Linked DNA regions of Homo sapiens: region 1 is linked to region 2. The links are chromatin loops, found by intact Hi-C in ENCODE. Cell type or tissue: prostate gland. All regions are shown on one strand. Links, peaks and the distances in the headings refer to the core of each region. The heading gives the core; the rest is flanking DNA.

Region 1 (10,239 bases), core at 856-8,855, 160 kb before region 2:
TAGGTGTGGTGGTGCATGCTTGTAATACCAACTGCTCAGGAGGCTGAGGCACAAGAATCACTTGAACCAGGGAGGCAGAGGTTGCAGTGAACTGAGATTGCATTAGGACCCACCCTAGCAGCCTCATTTTAACTTAATCACCCCTTTAAAGGCCACAACTCCAAATACAATCACATTCAGAGGTACTGGGATTTAGGGATTTGACATATGAATTTGGGGGTACATAATTCAACCCATAACACCCCTTTTCTCCTGTTTGCCCTCAAGTCCCAACCTCTCCCCAGAAGTAACGTGATAAAGAAGACGTGCTTGTGACATTGGTGGGGCAGTCAAACTGAGGGTGGGTAGGTTTAATGTAATTCCTATATATGTCTAGATAGTTTCTGAAAACCCAGCTAACAAATAGTTGAATAAAAATGTTCTATCCTCCTATCTGGACAAATATACCTTCATAATGAGCTGGAGAGCCAGATTTGGATTTAGACTGTCTGGACTTTTCCCCAGTTCCTTGCCAGGATGTGGCAATAAGGCCTCCCTTTCCTTCCCACGCCCAGCTCTGTCTACACCATGATGGCCTCCTTATGCACATGTGTATGGAGACTCCAACCTGCACATTCAAATTCCTCCACACCCTCCTCAAACAGCCACCCATTAGTTACCGGTTGGGCCTAGCAGTGGTCACGACAGTGGTGCACTCCATTCCCAAGAGGACATAATGAGGTGAGCCCCTCACAGGCCCTGGAAAGGAATTCTAGGGTTCCAGGCACATGAGGCCTGTTCTGGGAGGAGGGTGGTGGCTGTAGACGGGCATGTCCCTCTGGCATATTCCCTGTGGGATACGGTGCATCTGGAGGGAACTTGAGTGGGTTCCTCCAAAATCAAAGCCCAAGGCAGGGATCCTTCTGGCTTCAGTCTAAAGATGATACTGCTATCAAGTAGTTATTCGTGGGTATCTTTTCAGACCCCTTTACGTCAATTTTGTATATGAAAATCAGAGTTCTAATTTCAAAATAAGATTTTCTGTTAAAAAATTGATTCTCTGTTTTTCTGAAACGTGCTTTTAAAAATTATGTCTTGTGGATCTTTCCGTGTCAGCATATATAGATTCACTTTTTCTTTTTAACTGTTGCATGATATTATACAGTATAAAGATAAAAGGGAGAAAAAAATTATAAAAACATATTTAACACAATTCAATGTTAGTCTCCTTGAAATGTAACTTGATTTAAAACCGAAGTAAGCTTAAATAATACAAATTACCAAAAACTGACTCAAGAAGAAACAGAAAACCTGAACAGATTGATAACTATGGAATTAGTTGAGGAAGTCATCCAAGAGGACTTCATAGTTTCTTTCAGTAAGGTAATTCCAAAGCTCATCAAAGTTCCAGAGCATAGAGAGAAACAAGATAAACTGCCTAGTTATTTTTATGAAGCTACAAATATCCAAACCTGACAAGATAGCAGAAAGAAATTCACAGGCTAATTTCATCTATGAATATTGAAACAAAACTTTTCTATAAAAGATTAATAAATGGAATCCAGTAGTATAGTAAGAGAATAACAAATTATAGTCAGACAGTGAGAGGTTGACATGGAAAAATCAGTCATATTTCTGTAAATTAGCAATGAACAATTGCAAACTGAAATTAATAATGCAGTGCCATTTATAACAGCTCCAAAAGGTGCAGTACTTAGGTATAAATTTAACAAAACATGTACAGCATCTGTGTGCTGAAAACTATGAAGTGCTATGAAATCAAAGACCCAGATAAAAGGAGAGACAACCTGCATTCACAGATTGGATGACTCAACACAGCAAAGATGACAGTCCTCTCCAAATTTATTTATATGTTTAATATAATTCCGATCAAAGTTCCAGCAGGAGTTTTTGTAAATATAGATGAGCTGATTCTAAAGTGTACTCTTAAAGGGAAAAGAGCTAGAAATGTTAAAAGAATTTTGGAAATGAAGAATAAAGTTGGAGAAATCACACTACCTGTTTTTAAGACTTACTGTGTAATAACAACAGCAATGAAGACAGTGGTATTGGAGGAACAGACTCACAGACCCAGGGAACAGAGTAGAGAGTCCAGAAATAGATCCAGGCAAGTATGGGCAACTGATTCTTGAAAAAGTTTCAAAAGCAACTCCATGGAGAAAGAATAGTGCTCCCCCAAAATATTGGTGGCATAATTGGACATCCACAGGCCAAAAAATAAACCTTCACCCAAACTGTACACTGTATGCAAAAATTAACTCAAAATGAATCATAGATCTAAATATAAAATGCAAAACTATAAAACTTTTAGAAGAAAACACAAAAGAAAACCTAGGTCTTGGTAAAGATTTCTTAGATATTACACCAAAAGCACAAGCCATGAAAGAAAAATAATAAGTTGGACTTCATCAAAATTAAAAACTTGTAATCTGTGAACAGCCTTGTTAAGAGAATGAAATGGCAGGCCACAAACTGGGAGAAAACGTGCCAATTAATGTATCTGACAAAAGACTTGTATCTAGAATATATATATATGTATATGTACACATACACACATAACCTCTTTAGACTCAACCTTAAGATAATAAATAATCCAATGAGAAAATCTGTAAAAGACTTGATTAGGTAACTCACCAAAGATGCTCAACATCATTAGCTCTTAGGATAATGTAGATTAAAGCCACAATGAGATACCATTATTCTCCTATTAGGATGGCTAAAATAAAAAAAAAAATGTAATGCCAAATGCTGGCGAGTACACCTTTTTGTATAGCCTTGACTGTCAGAACCATAGTAATGTTTCACATGCCCAGTAAACAAATAAATCATCAAAACCAACCAGGATATGTGGGAGAAACCCCAAATGGCATATAAGCTATAGCAAATGAACCTGTGTTACAAATGACTGAGATAATCCCACTGAAGGATGTGGGGAATAAAAGAACTAAGCAACTCTGGAAGACAGCATTTTTACTGTATATTGTAAGGTCAAAGATAAAAAGAATTGCATACAAATATTGTGCTCTGTTTAGTCAATATGTGTCTATTTGGATTGAACAAAAAGGAAAGCAGATTATGGATAATTAGAGCCAGGGTTCTCACTGTTGGAAAAAAAGTTAGAAATAAGGAAGGAGCTAGAATGAATCCTGTGTGGTGTTGGATGAGAATCAGAAATATCAGTATGAACCCATGGTTTTGAACAATTATACAGATGCATAAATATAGAAATAAATATGGCTTTATGTGTATGCTTGTTAGTAATTGTCCTATGTAAAGTTTCTAGTTTTGTCCTCTCAGAAGCCCTAGAGGCAATGGCATCCCAGTAGCAGTGAGCACATCTAGACATCTAGCACCCAAATCTTGGTTTCCAAATACCATTTTTCAATAAAAGGAACTAGAGTTCCTTGGAGATTGCAAGTCTTTAGCAGGGGAAGTAAAAGATGAACCTGGCACACATACTGTTGTGCTAGAGTGAGGAAGTGCTCAGAAAATAATGGGGCCTAGTATGGTTAGCCTTTGTGTTCCCATTCAAATCTCATCTTGAATTGTAATCCCCATAATCCCCATGTGTCAAGGGAAAGACCAGGTGGAGGTAATTGAATCATGGGAGCAGTTCCCCCATGCTGTTTTCATGATAGTGAGTGAGTTCTCACAAGATCTGATGGTTTTATAAGGGGCTCTTCCCCCTTTGCGCAGCACTTCTCCTTCCTGCCGCCTTGGGAGGAGGTGCCTTGCTTCCTCCTTGCCTTCTACCATAATTGTAAGTTTCCTGAGGCTTCCCCAGCCATGCCAAACTGTGAGTCAATTAAACCTCTTTCCTTTATAAATTACCCAGTCTTGGGCAGTTCTTTATAGCAGTATGAAAACAGGCAAATACAGGGACATAGCCAAAGGATGTAGGGGCCATCCTGAAGTCATTTCTAACGACTAAAGCTGGGATAATTTGAGTAACAAAATGGATAAAGATTGGATTATAACTCTGTTCTATTTTCTCCCATAACCATTATCATCTCTTAACCTACTATCTAATTAACTTTTGTTCTCATTTATTATTGCCTGTCTCTTCCCATCCTAGAATGTAATGTTTATAAAGGTGGGAATTTTCTGGATCTGTTTTGTTTACTGATAAATCCCAAGCACAATGACAGCACTTGGCATACAGTGCTGGCTCAATAAATATTTGTGGAATGAGTGGATTTTCTCTCTCCACCTCCCAAGAGCACATAGATTGGGGAAACTGAATGTTCTAATGGAAACAAAAAGAATTTATCCAGACCATTGGGCACCAAACATCAGCAGCCACTACCATCTGATTCTCTGCTTCAGCACGTCTGAGACTCGTACAGACAGCAGGGAAAGTCCCAAGGGAGCTGAGTCTGGAACATTCCCTCCAGAAAAGGGCTTGGCAACCTGGGAGCCCATCTCCCAGGGAACATTTCTAAAGGTTTTCCTCTCAGAAGAATAGTTGGAACAGCTGCAGTTATTTTGGAAACTCAGTGAGAAGCTGACTTTTGCATGGCTAACTTAAATCTTTATTTCAGCTAAAAACCCTCCCACTCTTGAGAGGTTGACTTTAGGTGCCCCTTTATGGATATGGGAAGGGAAGCATGGATAAGGGAAAGTAAGTGTATTCGTTTTCTTGGGCTGCCATAAAAAATACCACAAGCTAGACCAGGCACAGTAGCTCATGCCTGTAATCCCAGCACTTTGGGAGGCCGAGGTAGGAGGATAGCTTGAGCTCAGGAGTTCGAGACTAGCCTGGGCAACATAGGAAGATGCTATCTCTACAAAACACCAAAAAATTAGCTGGGTGTGGTGGCACATGCCTGTAGTCCCAGCTACTCAGGAGGCTGAGATTGGAGGATACTTCAATCCAGGAGGTTGAGGTTGCAGTGAGCCGTGATTGCACCACTGCACTCCAGCCTGCTAGATGACAGAGTGAGACCCTTTCTTAACCACCTCCCCGTCCCCACAAACTGGGTTACTTAAAACAACAAAAATGGATTGTCTCCCAGTCCTGAAGGCTAGAAGTCAGAAGTCAAGGTGCCCACAGGCCATGCTCCCTTTGAGACTCTGGGTGGAATCCTTCCTTGCATCTTCCTAGCTTCCAGCAGCCTCATGCATCCCTGGAATGGCAGCTGCATCAGTCCAATCTCTGCCTCCAGCATCACATAGTTGTCTTCACATCACCTCCCCTCTGCGTGTAGCTGCATCTGTGTCCAAATTTTCCCTTTTTATAAGGACACAAGTCATATTGGATTAGAGCCCATCCTGATGATTTCATTTTAATTTGATTACCTCTATCAAGAGCCTATTCCAAATAAGATCACATTTTGAGGTCCTGGAGGTTAAAGCTTCAGCATATCTTTTTTGATTATTTATTTATTGAGATGGAGTCTTGCTCTGTCGCCCAGGCTGGAGTGCAGTGGTGTGATCTCGGCTCACTGCAACCTCCGCCTCCCAGGTTTAAGCGATTCTCGTGCCTCAGCCTCTTGAGTAGCTGGGACTACAGATGCCCGCCACCACGCCTGGCTAATTTTTATATTTTTAGAAGAGACGGGGTTTCACTATGTTGACTAGGCTGGTCTCAAACTTCTGACCTCAAGTGATCCACTTGCCTTGGCCTCCCAAAGTGCTGGGATTACAGGTATGAGCCACCCCACCTGGTCAGCATATCTTTTTTGGGGGTACCACAACTGAATCCATAGTGAGAAGTAACTACAAATATTGGACTGTTAGATTGACAGGGACTATTTCAGTTGAAACCACCGCACTCTCTACTCGTTCTCTGCAAGACCTCAACCACGTCCAGGCTCTTCAGAAATGGGAAGGTGTTAAGGAAACTCACCAAAGTGTTAAAGTGTAAAGGTCACCTCAACCTGCCAGGGCCTCCCTTCCCTTTGGCCCTTGAGCACCCTGCAAAATGGAGACCCTCAAGGTCCTCTCTTACTTCCTGCTGCCCTGGGTTTCCGCCCTCCTGGGTTAACATTCTGTGGCTCATTTACCTTCCAAGTACCTTTCAAAGCCCCAGTGGGCAGCTTAGAACCATCATCAGTGAGAACAGGGTGAGATATCCTTTGCGGGCGGCTCTGGGATCTGAACAGGAGAAATTAAAGTGAAAGGTGGGGACAGCTGAGCATGCACAGAAGCGCAGTGGCAAGATCTGGAGATAATTAACAGCTGGCTATAAATTGAAGGAGCTATATGATAAAAGCCTAGGGCAGCCCATAACTTGGGAAAAGATTGGATCACTAGGTTAAGTGACAAGAGACTTCAAATCAAATCACCAGATACGTATTAAGTGCCTGACTCAGTACTGCATTGAGCCGTGGGTGATACAAAGACATGTAATATCTGTTTCCTGCCCTCAAGGCAATTATAATCTACTTAGGGAGGTTAGACATAAAACTAGGAGAAATTAGATAGCAAAATATTTAAATAGCAGTTGAAAATACCACATGATCGGTTGCCAATTGAATTGTGGAGCTGAGTTCTGAACAAGGAGAGATTATTTGATTATTTATGGTGTTAGATAGGCACGTATTTTCTTGCTGAGGGAAAGGAAGAGTTAACTGAACAGGGCAAACTAGAAAGTCTCTGGGAGGGGAAGCAGGGGAGAACCCTGACGTCCAAGGAATGTGTTACTAATAATAATAGTTTCCATTTGTTAAGCATTTACTGATTAAGCAACTTACAAACCTTAATATACTTACATACGTTTAAGTAATTCAGTAGTCTCATGGGTTGCTATACTTTCTGTACCAATTAAAACCAACACTAGCTCGTGTTTAATGTTTAAATCCCCAAATCTCAGTGACTGACAGGTTTATTTCTGCTTTTGCAAAGCCCACATGCCACAGTTGGGGATGGGAGAAGCTCTGCTCCATACAATCATTCAGGGACCTAGACTGCTGCTGGAGGCTCTGCCATCTTCAACACATTTATCCCAAGTCACCTTGGGTGTCAATATATCGACATCCAGCTGGCTGAGGGGGGACGAGAGAGAGAGAGATTGAGAGAGAGAGAGAGAGAGAGAGAGACAGAGACAGAGACAGAGAGAGAGAAAGATGTAGTGGGGGATCATACAGGTGGTGTTTATGGATTTGTCAGAACTCAGTCACATGGGCCACAATTAATTGCAAGGGGTGCTGGGAAATGTAGTTCAACCATGTGTCCAGGTGGAAAGAGAAATGGTTCGGTGGACAGCCAGCTAGTGAGACTACTGCACATTTGTGACTTTTTTAGATGTGGAAACTTGGGCTCAGAGAGACCCACCAAGGTCACACAGTGAGTAAAGGGAAGTCATATAGGTATAGTTGATAGAGCACGAAATATGTGTGAATGTATTATCTAAAATTACAAACACACCAATAGAGAAACAAAAAATATTATGTTACATAGTATTTTGAGAGAGGAAAGGAAAATGGGGTGACAAGCTAAGTCCTCATGTACTCAGCAAATTTTTAGAAAATTGGTAAATTTAAAAAATGATGTAGGAACGTTATTTGAGATCTTGAGCTAGCCATCAAAGGAACTAAAACCAGAAACATTTCAGGAATTAAATGTGGTACCTCTGAGACCACTGCTTCTTATGATAAGCCCTTTTGCACATTTGATTTTTTAAAATGTGTGCCTTAATTGCTTTGATATACATTTGTGGCAGGTTGAACAATGGGCTCACCAAAGATGTCCATGTCCTAATTCCCTGAACCTATGAGTATGTTACCTCGCGTGGTGAACGGACTTTGCAGGTGTGATTAAGTTAAGGATTTTGAGATGGGGAGATTATCGTGCATTATTTGGGTGGGCTCAGTGCAATCACAAGGGTCCTTATGAGAGAAAAACAGAAGGATCAGAGTTAAAGAAGATGTAAGGCCAGAAGTAGAGGTCAGAGAGGAGAGAAGATGCTCTGCTGCTGGTTTTGAAGATGGGGGAAGTGGCTGCAGGCCAACGAATGTAAGCAGCCTCTAGCAGCTGAACAAAGAAGGGAACAGATTCTCCCCCAGAGCTTCCTGAAGGAATGCAGCCCTCTTGACCTCCAAAACTAAAAGATAATAAGTTCATGTTGTTTAAAGTTACGCAGTTTGTGGCTAATTTGTTACAGCAGCAATAGGAAATTAATACATTTAAAAATTCATTTTTAAATTAAATTAAATTAAATTAAATTTTATTTTATTTTTTTGTAGAGACGGGGTCCCCCTATGCCACCCAGGATGGTCTCAAACTCCTGGCCTCAAGCAATCATCCCATCCTGGCCTCCCAAAATGCTAGGTGTGAGCCACTGCATTTGGCCAGATAATTTACTTTTAAGGAGTAGTATTTGCTTGCTTAAAAATATACAAATAATGTACAATGGCACAAAAAGGAAAGTAAAAATTTTGCAGCCTTACCAATGCTTCATTTCCATTCTCCAGAGGTAACTTCTGTTTCACTATCTTAGGTAACCTCTTAGCAATTTCCTGTACACATATAAGCATGCATGCATGAAAGAAGATAATACTGTACCTACTGTTCTGCAGTCTACTATTTCCACCTAATAATTCTTCACATTCTTCTATGTCTGCACACATAGATGGGCCTCATTCTTTCATTCTTTTTAATGGCTGCATAGTATTCCTTTGCATGGCTATATACCATAATATAACTACCAGTATCCTATTAAGGACCATACAGGTTTCTTTCATTTTTGTTTTGTTATTATTTTGCTATTACAAGCAATGCCATAATAAGCAGCTGTACACAATGTATATCTTCATATATATGGATGAAAAAAATCTGAAAAATGGTGCTTTGTTTATCGTGAGCAAAGACACTATAAGGAGTCTCATAAATACAGACATACCCTTCAGATAGATACTTTTATTTTGAAGTATAACATATACACAGACAAGTATATGGAGAGACAGATGTTCTCAAAGTGAGCTCACCAATGTAACCAGTACGTGGATCAAGAAGCAGAACATCACCAAAACCCCAGAAGCTTCCTCATATCCTTTTCTAGTTACTATCCCCCACCCCACCTTGAAGTCTGACCACTTGTCTAACTTTTGCTTCTATACGTTAGGTTTGCCTTCTTTTGAATTTTGTATCAATGAAATCATGCCAGGCATCTTTCACTTAGCATCCTGTTTGCAGGGGTCACCCATGTGGTGGCATGTGGTTGTAGTTCATTCATGCTCATTGCTGTTTAATATTCCATTGTGTGAATGTGCCACCATTTATCCATCTACTGTTGCTGAATGTTTGGGTTATTTCCACCTGGGGGCTATTACGAAAACTGCTTTATGGACATACCTGTATGCATCTTTTTTTAAATAGATGTAGGCATTTCTGTTGAGTACATACTGAAAAGTGGAGTTCCTGGGTCATGGGGCTCATCATGCATGTTCAACTTTAGCGGATACATCCTGCCAAACAGTCCTCCAATGGTTGTACCACTTTGCACTCTACTATGCAAATTACAAATATTCTGTGGACTAAGTGTTTATGTTTCAATTCATATGTTTATAGTGGTGAAGAACTGGATGTCTATCAATGGGGGATAGTTGAACAAACTGGGAAATAGTCATCCAGTGGAATATTATGCAGTGGTTTTTTTTTTTAAGAGATAAGATCTCACTATGTTGCCAAGGTTGGACTTGAACACTTGGGCTCAAATGATCCTCCTGCCTTGGCCTCCAGAGTAGCTGAGACTGTAGCCAAAATTCATATGTGGAAACCCTAACTCCCTATGTGATGGTATTTGGAGATGTGTCCTTTGGAAGGTAATGAGGTCATGAGGATGGGGCCCTCGTGATGGGATTAGTACCCTTATAAGAAGAGATACAAGAGAACTTGCTTCCTTTCTCTCTGCTCTCTGACATGTAAAGATACCATGAGAAGATGGTCATCTGCAAATCAGGAAGATGTTCTTTACCAGACACCCGATCTGCCAGCACCTTGATCTTGAGCTTCCCAGCCTCTAGATCTATCAGAAATAAATGTTGGTTGTTTAAGCCACCTAGTCTATGGTAATTTGTTATAGCAGCCCAAACTAATGAGGATACACTCCCACCAACGGGGCACACGCTTTCCATTTATTCCATGTTCTTGCCAACACTTTGATTTTATCTGTGTTTTTCATTTCAGCCATTTGATATTGACTCTTAATGTGGCAGTGCGCAGGGGCAGTTCTTAGAGAACTACTTTTTTTTTTTTTGAGATGGAGTCTTGCTCTGTCGCTCAGGCTGGAATGCAATG
Region 2 (10,239 bases), core at 1,098-9,097:
CTGTGTTTCCCATTGTGGCCATAACAAGTTATTACAAATTAGTGACGTAAAACAACACAAATGTATTATCTGATCGCTCTGTATGTTAGAAGCTCAACATGGATCTCGCTAGGCTACATCCAGCTGTCTGCAGAGCTGCATTCTTTCCTGGAGGCTCTAAGGGAGACTCCATTTCCTTGCCTTTTCCAGCTTCTAGAGACCACTACTTTCCTTGGCTTGTGGCCCCTTCCTCCATCCTCAAAGCCAGCAATGTTGCATCTCCCTCACCCCCCATCCATCTTGGCACCTTGCTCCTACCAAAGCCAGGAAAAGTTCTCTGCTTTTAAGGATTCCTATGATTAGAGTGGATGATCCAGGATAATCTCCCCACCTCAAGGTCCTGCCCTTCATCACATCTGCAGTGTCCCTTTTGCCATGTAAGGTAACATATTCAAGGTTCTGGGGATTAGGGCATGGACATCTTTGGGGCCACAGGCACGAAGCCTTAGGAGAGGGCTTCCCTGTCTTTCCACTGGAAAATCCCTAATGCAGAAGAGAATGAACAGAGCCCCTGAGATTGAGACCTCACCCTGAGCTCTCAGTTGCTCCATATAGATCTTTGAAATCCTTTTTGCCTTTAAAATTTCTATACATTTTAAATATCCATAAATAGAATACATTCACACTCGTTTTGATATGAAAAAATGCTTTTAATTGCTTGCAAATTCAATTACTTACCATTCCTCCCTCCCCAAACTTGGAGTGACTCTTCATGCTGCTGGCAGATGCAACACATTTTTCAGCAACTTTGGGCAACCCCGACTTACCCACCACCCTCATTTTGCCATCCTCATTTTCACCTGAGGCTCACAATATCTGTGAACAGCACAGCTTCAAGCCACGGTTCTGAGATGCTAATGATGGTATTTCTGGCGCCAGCTGGTAGGTGAGGATAACATTTGGGGCAAAAGGGTCTCCTTGGCCCAGCTGAAGACAAATCAGGTGGACAACTGCCCCTTGCTGTAATCAACTCAGCTGGCACTGGGTGTGTGCAGGGCCCTGTTCCAGGCAGTGTGGGGAACCAGACATGTGAACTAATCGTATGACTACTGTGTCCCAGTGTGGAATGTCCTGAGTGTGTGAACCCTTTGCTGCTCAAAGTGTGGTCTGGGGACTACCTACATCAGCGTGACCTTGGAGCTAGGGGGAGAGGCAGAATCTCAGGCCTGCTGAACTGGCATCTGCATTCTAACAAGATCCCCAGGCCCATCAAAGTTTGAGAGGTGTTGCTCTAACCCTCCATTCCTTCATGAATCAATCACAGACATTGATTATCCAGCCTTGTGCTGAGCACAGGGATGCAACAATGAGTTTGACCCAGTGCACACCCGTAAGGGCTCTCAGTCTTGCAGGATCTCACAGAGGCCTACATTTGCTTTGGGAACCTGGGACTGGGGAAGAGCTTCTAAAGAGGGAAGGCAGTAAGGAGGTCTTCCAGGAAGAGGTGGCATCTTGGCTAGTCTTTGAGCGATGAGGGGGATTTCACCAGATAGAGATAGGACAGAAGGGCATACCTGGCAGAAGGAATAGGGTGAACAAAGCTGGGTGGTATCATCTGTCATTGGTGGCAAGGGGAGACTTAGTATATTAGTGTCCCAGGACTGCCATAACGTGGGTGGCTTAAGCAACAGAGATTCATTTTCTCATAGGTCTGGAGGCTGGAAGTCCAAGATCAAGGTGTTGGCAGGGTTGTTTCCTTCTGTGGCCTCTCTCCTTGGCTTGCAAATGCCCATCTTCTCCCTGTATCTTCATGGGGTCTTCCCTCTGTGTCCAAATTTCTTCTTGTAAGGACACTGGCCATATTCTATTAGGGCCCACAGTAACCTCATTTTAACTGAATTACCTCTTTAAACACCCTATCTCCAAATACAGTCACATGCTGATGTACTGGGAGTTAAGACTTCCACATATAAATTTGGAGGGGCAGGGGACACAGCTTCGCCCCTAACACCTAGTGTATGAAATGAGGATGGAAGAGTGTGCAGAGCCTGAGACACTTCAATGCCAGGTCCAGAAGCTTGCAGTTTCTCTTCAAGGCCACAAGGAGCCATAGAAGGTTATAGAGCAGGGGAGTGCAGCACCATCAGAGCTGCAATTGAGCTCCAGGCCTCAGGTGTGTAGCAGACAAAGGCACCCCTAATTCAAGGGGTGAATCAGGCATGGTCTCTACCCTTGCAGAGAGTTTGGGTACCTGAGCCCATGGGGGACTGGGAAGCTGCTTCCCCACCCCAGTTTCCTCATCAGCAAAATGGACCCAGGTATGTGATGTAGCATTTCCTGACCCAAGGGACCCAACAAACAGCTGCGATAGGATTTTGGAGGGACCTGTACCCGCACCTCCACCTTCACAAGTTGTGCATTTATTTCATGGTTTAATGACTTCACCTTCTTTTGGACTTTTATATTATGAAAAATTTCAAACCTATAGAAAAGTAGACAGAATAGTATCATGAATACCCACATACCTATCACCCAGATTTAATAAATCTTAACATTTTGTCATGCTTCATCTATTTGTTTCTGAAGTATTTATAAAAATATTACAAATCTTCATATTCTATCACCTAAATACTTCAGTGTGTTCCCTAATAATCACAATACCATTTAGTACACTTAACAGATAAAAAAAAATTTCTTTTGAGACAAGGTCTCACTCTGTCACCCAGGCTGGAGTGCAGTGAAACAATTATGGTTCTTGCAGCCTCAACCTCCCCGGCTCAAGCGATTCTCCCACCTCAGCCTCCTGAGCAGCTGGGACTGCAGGCACACACCACCACTCCTGGCTAATTATTTTTTTAATTTTTAGTAAAGACAAGGTCTTGCTATGTTGCCCAGGCTGGTCTCGAACTCCCGAGCTCAAGCCATTCTCTTACCTTGGTCTCCCAAAATGCTGGGATTACAGGCATGAGCCACTGCACCCGGCCCCCTAACAAAATGAAAAAGAATGTCCTCATACTAATCAATTTCCAGTTTCTGTTCAAGTCTCCCCTCTTATCCCCAACAAAATGTCTTTACTTTCGAAATTTGTAAGTGAATAGTAGGAAAAAGATCAAATCCATAATATCAAGAGGATAACATTGATATATATGTATACACATTTATATACACACAAATTTTTTTTTTTTTTTTTCTGAGACAGAGTCTCACTCTGTCGCCCAGGCTGGAGTGCAGTGGCGAGATCTCGGCTCACTGCAAGCTCCACCTCCCAGGTTCACGCCATTCTCATGCCTCAGCCTCCCAAGTAGCTGGGACTACAGGCGCCCGCCACCATGCCTGGCTAATTTTTTTGTATTTTTTAGTAGAGACGGGGTTTCACCATGTTAGCCAGGATGGTGTCGATCTCCTGACCTCGTGATCCACCCGCCTCAGCCTCCCAAAGTGCTGGGATTACAGGCGTGAGCCACCGTGCCCAGCCACAAATTTTTTTTTTATTTTAAAAATTATATCAGATTTTAAGACATATGTGAAAGAATGTTCCAGGTGGTTGGACCCCTGTGAGGCGGCACTTGTGAAGGTGGTTAGGTTTGTCCAAGGCTTCGTGAGCTGTGAAGGGTTTTGCACGCTGCAGAGGGTGGTGCCCACGTGGAGTGGCTGGTGGTCATTGCAGGGCATCCTGGAGTGAGGTGACTGAAGTGCAGGGCTCTGAGTCCAGGCTGCGAGACAGGTGTGGTTTCCCAAGGCCCGAGCCTCTTTCCCTGCTGCTGTATTTGCCCTCCCCTTTCCTCCCCATGAGGATGGGCTGTACTGGCTCCCGGAGCCTCAGCCTCATGACTCCTGTGGGGAGAGTGAGGCACACCGCCCAGATTCCTGGAACAGGAAATAGCCTGTCGGAAACCCAGGGTTGAAAGTCTGCAAGAAGAAATAGTGCTGGTGGCCACAGGGCTGCACGCTCACCACCCCTTGGACTGGAGACGAGAACAGAGACAGTGATCATTGTAACGACCAACGATTGAGCAACTCAATCATTCACTGAGCTCTTGCTGTGTATTAAGTGCTTCTCAGGAGCTGTCTGATTTCATCCTTGAAATAACCTAATAAGCTCAGCATATTATTCTCCCTGTTTAACAGATGAGGAAACTGAAGCTCAGAGGTGCACTGACTTGCCCACAGACACACAGTGAGTCACTGCAGAGCAGAGACTTGACCCCTTTCTGTGTGACCCCAGAGCTCATGCCATGAGCTTTGCCTGCCCACGTATCTTATACAGAGGGAGTGCTCTGCACAGAGGAGATTCAGGGAAGACTTTTCTCACGAAGTGGTGTTTGAGCTGGGTCTTGAAGGATAAGTAGAAGTCAGAGTTCACAGAAGGAGAAGGAGAGAAAGGGTGTTCCAGGCAAAGGAACCGTTACGGCCAAAGGTCTGCAGGCCACAGGAGAGGTCCCTAGAGGGCCCCCCACAAGTTCTCACTGCTCACGTGTGCCCTCTGTCCTCCAGGTGGCCGGGACAGGGCCGGGCGGCCCCTGCTTCTGGTGTCAACTACAGAGGGGGCCTGGGAGGCACCATGGTGCACAGTTTCAGAGGTCACCAAGCTACTGTCCTACCTGTGTACCATCCCCAGGTAAGGATCTGGGCCACCCTGACTGCTCCATCCCCACCTCAACCCTCTGGGCCCAGAGCCCTGGACCAGACACTGAGTGGAGAGGCACCATATCCTTCCATCCAGTCGTCTGTTCACAGAGCCAGTCCCCAGACAGATGCCGGGGGAAAGCAAAACAGCCTCAGTCCCTGCCATCGGGGGGTTGTCAGGCTGGTGGGAGAGATGGACAGAGTGCAAGAAACAAACCATGGCCAAGAAACTTTCAGGAGTGTCAGTGTGATGAAGAAAACAGTGATGTTTGTAGATCAGTGGTTTTCATTTTTTTTTTTTTTTTGAAATGGAGTTTCACTCTTGTTGCCCAGACTGGAGTGCAACAATGCAATCTCAGCTCACTGCAATCTCCGCCTCCCGGGTTCAAGCGATTCTCCTGCCTCAGCCTCCCGAGTAGCTGGGATTACAGGCATGCACCACCACACCTGGCTAATTTTGTATTTTTAGTAGAGACCGCATTTTTCCATGTTGGTCAGGCTGGTCTTGAGCTCCCAACCTCAGGTGATCCACCCACCTCGGCCTCCCAAAGTGCTGAGATTACAGGCGTGAGCCACCGTGCCTGGCCGGTTTTCAAATTTGAAGGTGCATTCGAATCACCTGGTGGGCTGTTAAAACAGATTGCAGGGGCCCATCCCCCAGATTTTCTGATTCAGTTGATGAAGGTGGGTGGGACCTGAAAATCTGCATTTGTAACAAATTTCCCGGTGATAACAGGTGCTGGGCCTGGGACTACACTTTAAGAACCACTGTTGTAGAGTAAGAAGAATAGGGGATGTTAATTTCAATTGGGAAATCAGGGAAGGCTTCCCTGAGGAGGTGATAATTGAGCTGTCATCTGAATTATAAATATTTGAATAAACAAAGGAAAGGGGTGAATGAGTAAATGAATGAATGAGAGAGTGAAAGAATGAGTGGGTGAGTCAGTGAGTGAGTGAGTGAATGAATGATGAGTGGACTCAGGCTGATTTCTAATGCTCCTCCTAACACTCCTACCCCTGCCACCATTCAGACTTAATGGACTGGCTGGGGAAGAGGCGCCCTCTTTTCCTCGGGACCCAGCCCCTAGCCAGGGCAGTCTTAGAGGGGATGCTGCTCAGGACTGGCTAATAAGCCCCAACTCAACCTAGAGGTCTGCTGTTGGGGGTAAGGGGTGGAAGGTGATGGAACCCTCTGGAACTATCTTCATGCATCCCACCCCACTGGAGCCATCACTGCCACCTGCTGGTCACTAACATTTTTTTTCTTCTTGTCCAAGGTGGAGTGGCTTTTCTGGACTGAGTGGGAGATGGGACCCCCTTTTTCTGTGGTGGAAAGTGACTAGTGTGGTAGACAGAGCTCTGGGATCCCACCGACTGGCTATGCAACCATAGGGAAATAATCTCCCCTCCCCAAGGCTCGCCTGAATAAAGGGCATGACCAAGAGGGCTCTAAGGACCAAGCTGGGCACAAGTGGCAGGGATGAGGGGGTGTAGAGGATGTAAACTGTGGAGTGCAGTGCACACCAGGTGCTTGTGTGCTGGGCTGGTTTTCTCCACTTGTGCTCTGAATGAACATTGGCTGGGCCCCTGCTCTGGGCTTGGCTTCATGCTACATGGTGCTAGGGACAGAGGCACCTCACACCGGGCCCTGACTTTTAAGGGCCTCCAGGTTGGTAGCAGAGACAGGTCTGGAAACAAATCACTGTCCAGCATGGGCATCGCCAGAGGGAGGCAAGGACATAAAGTCAGAGACTTGAAATCACCTCCCAGAGCCTCCTGTCACTATCTGCCACTGGGCCTTTCTGTGCCTCAGTTTCCCCTTCTAGGATAATCATAGCAAATATTTACATCCCATTTACTCTGTGCAGTCACTGAGTGCTTTACAAGAATGAATTCATCAGTCCTCACTACAGCCCATAAGGCCGGTACTATCATTATTAAATTGACTCAGGGAGATGAAATAACTTGCCCAGACCACAAGGTACTAATGGCAGTGCCACAGCTCTACCCTCCCACTGGGCCACCTCAGGTTTTGTCTGTGCACTGAGTGGTTGTAAGGCTTGAGGGCAGTTGGGGGCTATTTTTCAATCCTGCCTGATCATTAGACTGGCCGAGGGTGCTTGGAACCACACAGATTCCCTGGCCACCCTGTACCCACTGGCCAGATGGCTAGAGGGGTGGGGATGGGAGAGGAGTAGGGTGAGGAATCTGTATTTTAACAAGTCTTGAAAATTGTGCCAGTTTGGAAAATCCTAAGATAGTCACTGAAAAGTGGCCCACTGTAAGCTCAGTGCAATGTGGCTGAACCAGGGAGGGTGTTTTGGCTGCAATCAACAGAAATTCCCATTTAAAATGTTTTATCTGTTAAGGAAATGTATCATTGTATGTCTCTGCCTCATATCTCTTTGTTAAGAACTTTTTAAAGGAGGGAATGTCTTTCCCAGAAGCCTCTTTCCCTGGAAAACTTTCCCTCACATATCATTGGCCAGAAATGTCACATGACCCTCCCCATCTAAACCAATCACTGGCCAGAGGAATTACGTCACTACTGTTGGCCTCAACCAATCAGAAGCCAGGCTCTGGGGGAACTTGGCTTTTTGGAGGGAGTTGGATTCTTGAGCAAAATAAGGATTCTGCCTACACAAAAAAGTGGATGAGTCCCAAGTGACTTGCCTACTGTACCTGGGTTAGTTGCTAGAGTTAGGAATAGTAGGGCTATAAACGAGGGCTGTATGAGGTCTTGCAGGAGCACCAAAGAGGAAGCAAAAGGCTCTGCCTGGAGAAGAACCACGGAGGGCTTCCTAGAAGGGGCATTGGAACTTGGTCTTAACAGGATGAAGAGTTCACCAGTAAATCAAGGTTTCTAGCAGCCAGGTTCCCTCACCTTCCACTAGGTCCTGCCCCCTGTCCGAGGCCATCCAGCAAGACTGTCAATTCTGTTTACCACCCACAGGCCTGAAGATAAAGCCAAGGGGCTGGCGGTCCTGATTGACGCCAGGAGACAGCCCCCACAGCCCGGTCTGGTCAGCGCCCTGCAGGCCACCCAGGTGAGTGGGAGGTGGAGAGCCTTAGCCTAGTAAGTCCTGGGAGCCACCAGGGGCCTCCTGACATTCATAGAGTCCGGGGGTGCTTAAGGCTGGGACCAGGACTCTCAGGCAGGGACTTTTACTGCAGCCAACAGAAAACTCAGCCCTAACAAGCTTGAAGCTCATTGGTTCATGTCAATGGACAGTCCAGGAGCCAAGTCCAGCTTCAAGTATGGCCTGATCCAAGGGCTCAGATATTATCATTAGAACCTGGTTCCTCTCTCTCCATTTCTGGCCCCGTTCTCTTTGGAGGATGCCAAGCCACCCCGCTTGGCACCCCGCGCCCCTTGGTGGCCGGATGGCTCCCAGCAGCTCTGACTTCACATGGTCTCTAATTTAAATCCATTAGGAAAGAGTAAGAGATTATTTTCCCAGAGGTCTCAGCAAAAATTTCTTTGTGTCTCAGTTACAGTGGATTCAGGAGTCCCTCCACACCCAACCCTGTGGCCTGGGGGTGAATGCAACACACTGATTGGCTCAGACTTAGATCACATAAAGCTCATGAGCTGAGAAGGGAGGAGAGAAGATTCCTATCCAGCAATTATGGGCAGCAGAGTCAATGGAGGTTCTGCATCTGCTTACCTTATGGTCTGACCTCCTTTGCTTTGTAGATGGGCAAACTGGGGCCCAGAGGGGCAGGTCATCTGGAAAGATTTGCAACACAACTTGAACCTGCTGCTCTCATGACTTCTAACCAATGATTCACGGTCCAAACGTATCACACAAAGATTCCAGTCATGGAGGGACCCCACTCTGTCCTTGTGACCCATTTGCCTGCATCTTACAGGGGATGAAGGAGGAAATCAAAGTGTGTGAGGCTTCATGAAGCCTTGGGCAGAGCAACTCTGCAGTGGTTGTCTTTGACAGGCTCAGGTCCCAGCCTCTATCCGGGCTATTCTCTTCCTGGGGGAGAAGGAGGCGGCTCTCCAGCTGCAGACATTACCTGACGTCCAGGTGAGGGGGACTCAGGGTCGGCGGTTGAGGAAGGGAGTTGTTGGGCTCGAGCTGAGCTGGGGTTAAGGAGAGGGAGAACTGCAGAATTCATGAGCTAGAAGAGGCCTGGAGGTAATCTAGTGTAAGGCAATAAATACGAGGCCTAAGCGCTACCAATCCCCAGTATAGATCCGTGGCAGGCATTGTCAAATCAGTCACAGAGTGATATCTCTCTGGCAATCCTAGCAGCTCCTGGTGGGTGCTGCCACATGATCGAGAATTGCACATGGCATAGAACCTATTTGAAAAGCTTCATCTGGTCCATCCCTCCTCCCTTTGTTTTCAGAGGGGGAAACTGAAGCCTAAGGCCACACAGCAAGCTAGACGCAGAGCTGGAGTCACCTGACTCCAGTGCCTTTTTCACACTGCGGTCACACCTGCTCTTCCTGTATTTCTCGCCCTAATTAATACAGATGTGGAGCTGAAGCGGGACTCTGCAGGAAAGAGCCCTGCAGCTCCCTTTAATTAGTGCCATACACCACAGTAATGAGTAAGGGCAGTCAGTCCTCTGTCCTGCTTCGGGATGTGATTTTAAAACTCTCCTTCCTCCTGGTTAGTGAAGAGGCAGATTGTGGGCTGGAGGTGTGCTGTTCCAACTTTAATGTGCTTACTGATCTCTTGGGGAAATACATTAATGTGCAGGTTCTGATTGAGTAGTTCTGGGTGGGTCCTGGGACTCTGAATTTCCAACATGTCCTAGGTGATGCCGGCGATGCTGGCCCATGGACCACACTTTGAGTAGCAGGAATATCAGGTGGGTCCAAAAAAACCACAGAATCCACCAAATCCCAAGCCTAGGTATCTGGAGCTATTCCCAGCATAAACCTCAAATTTCTCTGCCTGGCAGAAGCAGTCACCTAGTTCTTCCATGTCTTAGAGGACACTGTTGGGATTTAGTGACTTTTCTCACCAGCCCCAAGAAGGAAACAGCTCTTGGCTCCTCAGGGAACTGTGCAAAGATTACAAAGAAGTTTCATCACAAGGGCCAGCTTCCATCAGTTTGTATGATTGCCCGGAGAGCTGTACTGGGAAAGAGCCAAGCTCAGAGGGAACGAGTGCTATGATTGATTAATGATGTCTGCCTTGGGCACAAGCTAGGAGAGTGGCAGTATGAGTGCTGTTTATTTGCCATTCCCTAACCAGGGTCTGGTTCTGAATTTTGATTTGTCAGAGTTTCCAGAGAAGATTGGTTGCTGGCAAAGCAACTTTTAAAGCTGGAGTCAACCTTACTTGTGGGAAATGAACTGGTGCTGGGGCAGGGATCTGGGCAGGACCTTCTAAAATGACTGTCCTCACTTTGAGTCCCTGGTTCTCCTGATTCTTTGGTCTGCAGGTGGAGGTGCTGACCTCATTGAAGGCCCTCAGCCACCATGTGGACCCCAGCCAGCTGCCCGCAGTCCTGGAAGGCCCCTTCCCCTACTGCCACACCGAGTGGGTTCATTTCTTCCAGGTGTTTACCGTCACAGCCTTTAGCCCCTGACCCCCACTCCTTCTCTTCTTCTCTTCACTCTTCTGTCCCATGGATCCATCAACCCTGCTATGCTAAAAAATAAAC

What was found. Hi-C counts contacts between places; a loop is a spot of excess contacts. Peaks named below come from ENCODE experiments on the same cell type or tissue, not always from the same donor. Only the 100,000 strongest peaks of a DNase experiment are listed, where the experiment ranks them.
Region 1: it touches region 2 in a loop (2.0-fold over the local background); 45 of 110 quality-filtered maps call a loop at or near these places.

Annotation. Positions count from the first base shown.
Region 1 is chr20:38,389,414-38,399,652 of GRCh38, reverse strand. No RefSeq gene overlaps it. Among named protein-coding and RNA genes, the nearest start is that of SNORA71B, 31 kb to the left of the region's middle. RefSeq lists a silencer at 10,192-10,239. In prostate gland, for the core only: no CTCF peak of the experiment used is centred there; no DNase peak of the experiment used is centred there.
Region 2 is chr20:38,225,560-38,235,798 of GRCh38, reverse strand. It overlaps KIAA1755, which reads left to right. Exons shown (of 14, transcript NM_001029864.2): 5 at 4,474-4,597; 6 at 7,559-7,652; 7 at 8,559-8,645; 8 at 10,018-10,134. Among named protein-coding and RNA genes, the nearest start is that of KIAA1755, 30 kb to the left of the region's middle. In prostate gland, for the core only: a CTCF peak has its summit at 5,836 (motif pointing left); a DNase peak (open chromatin) is centred at 5,875.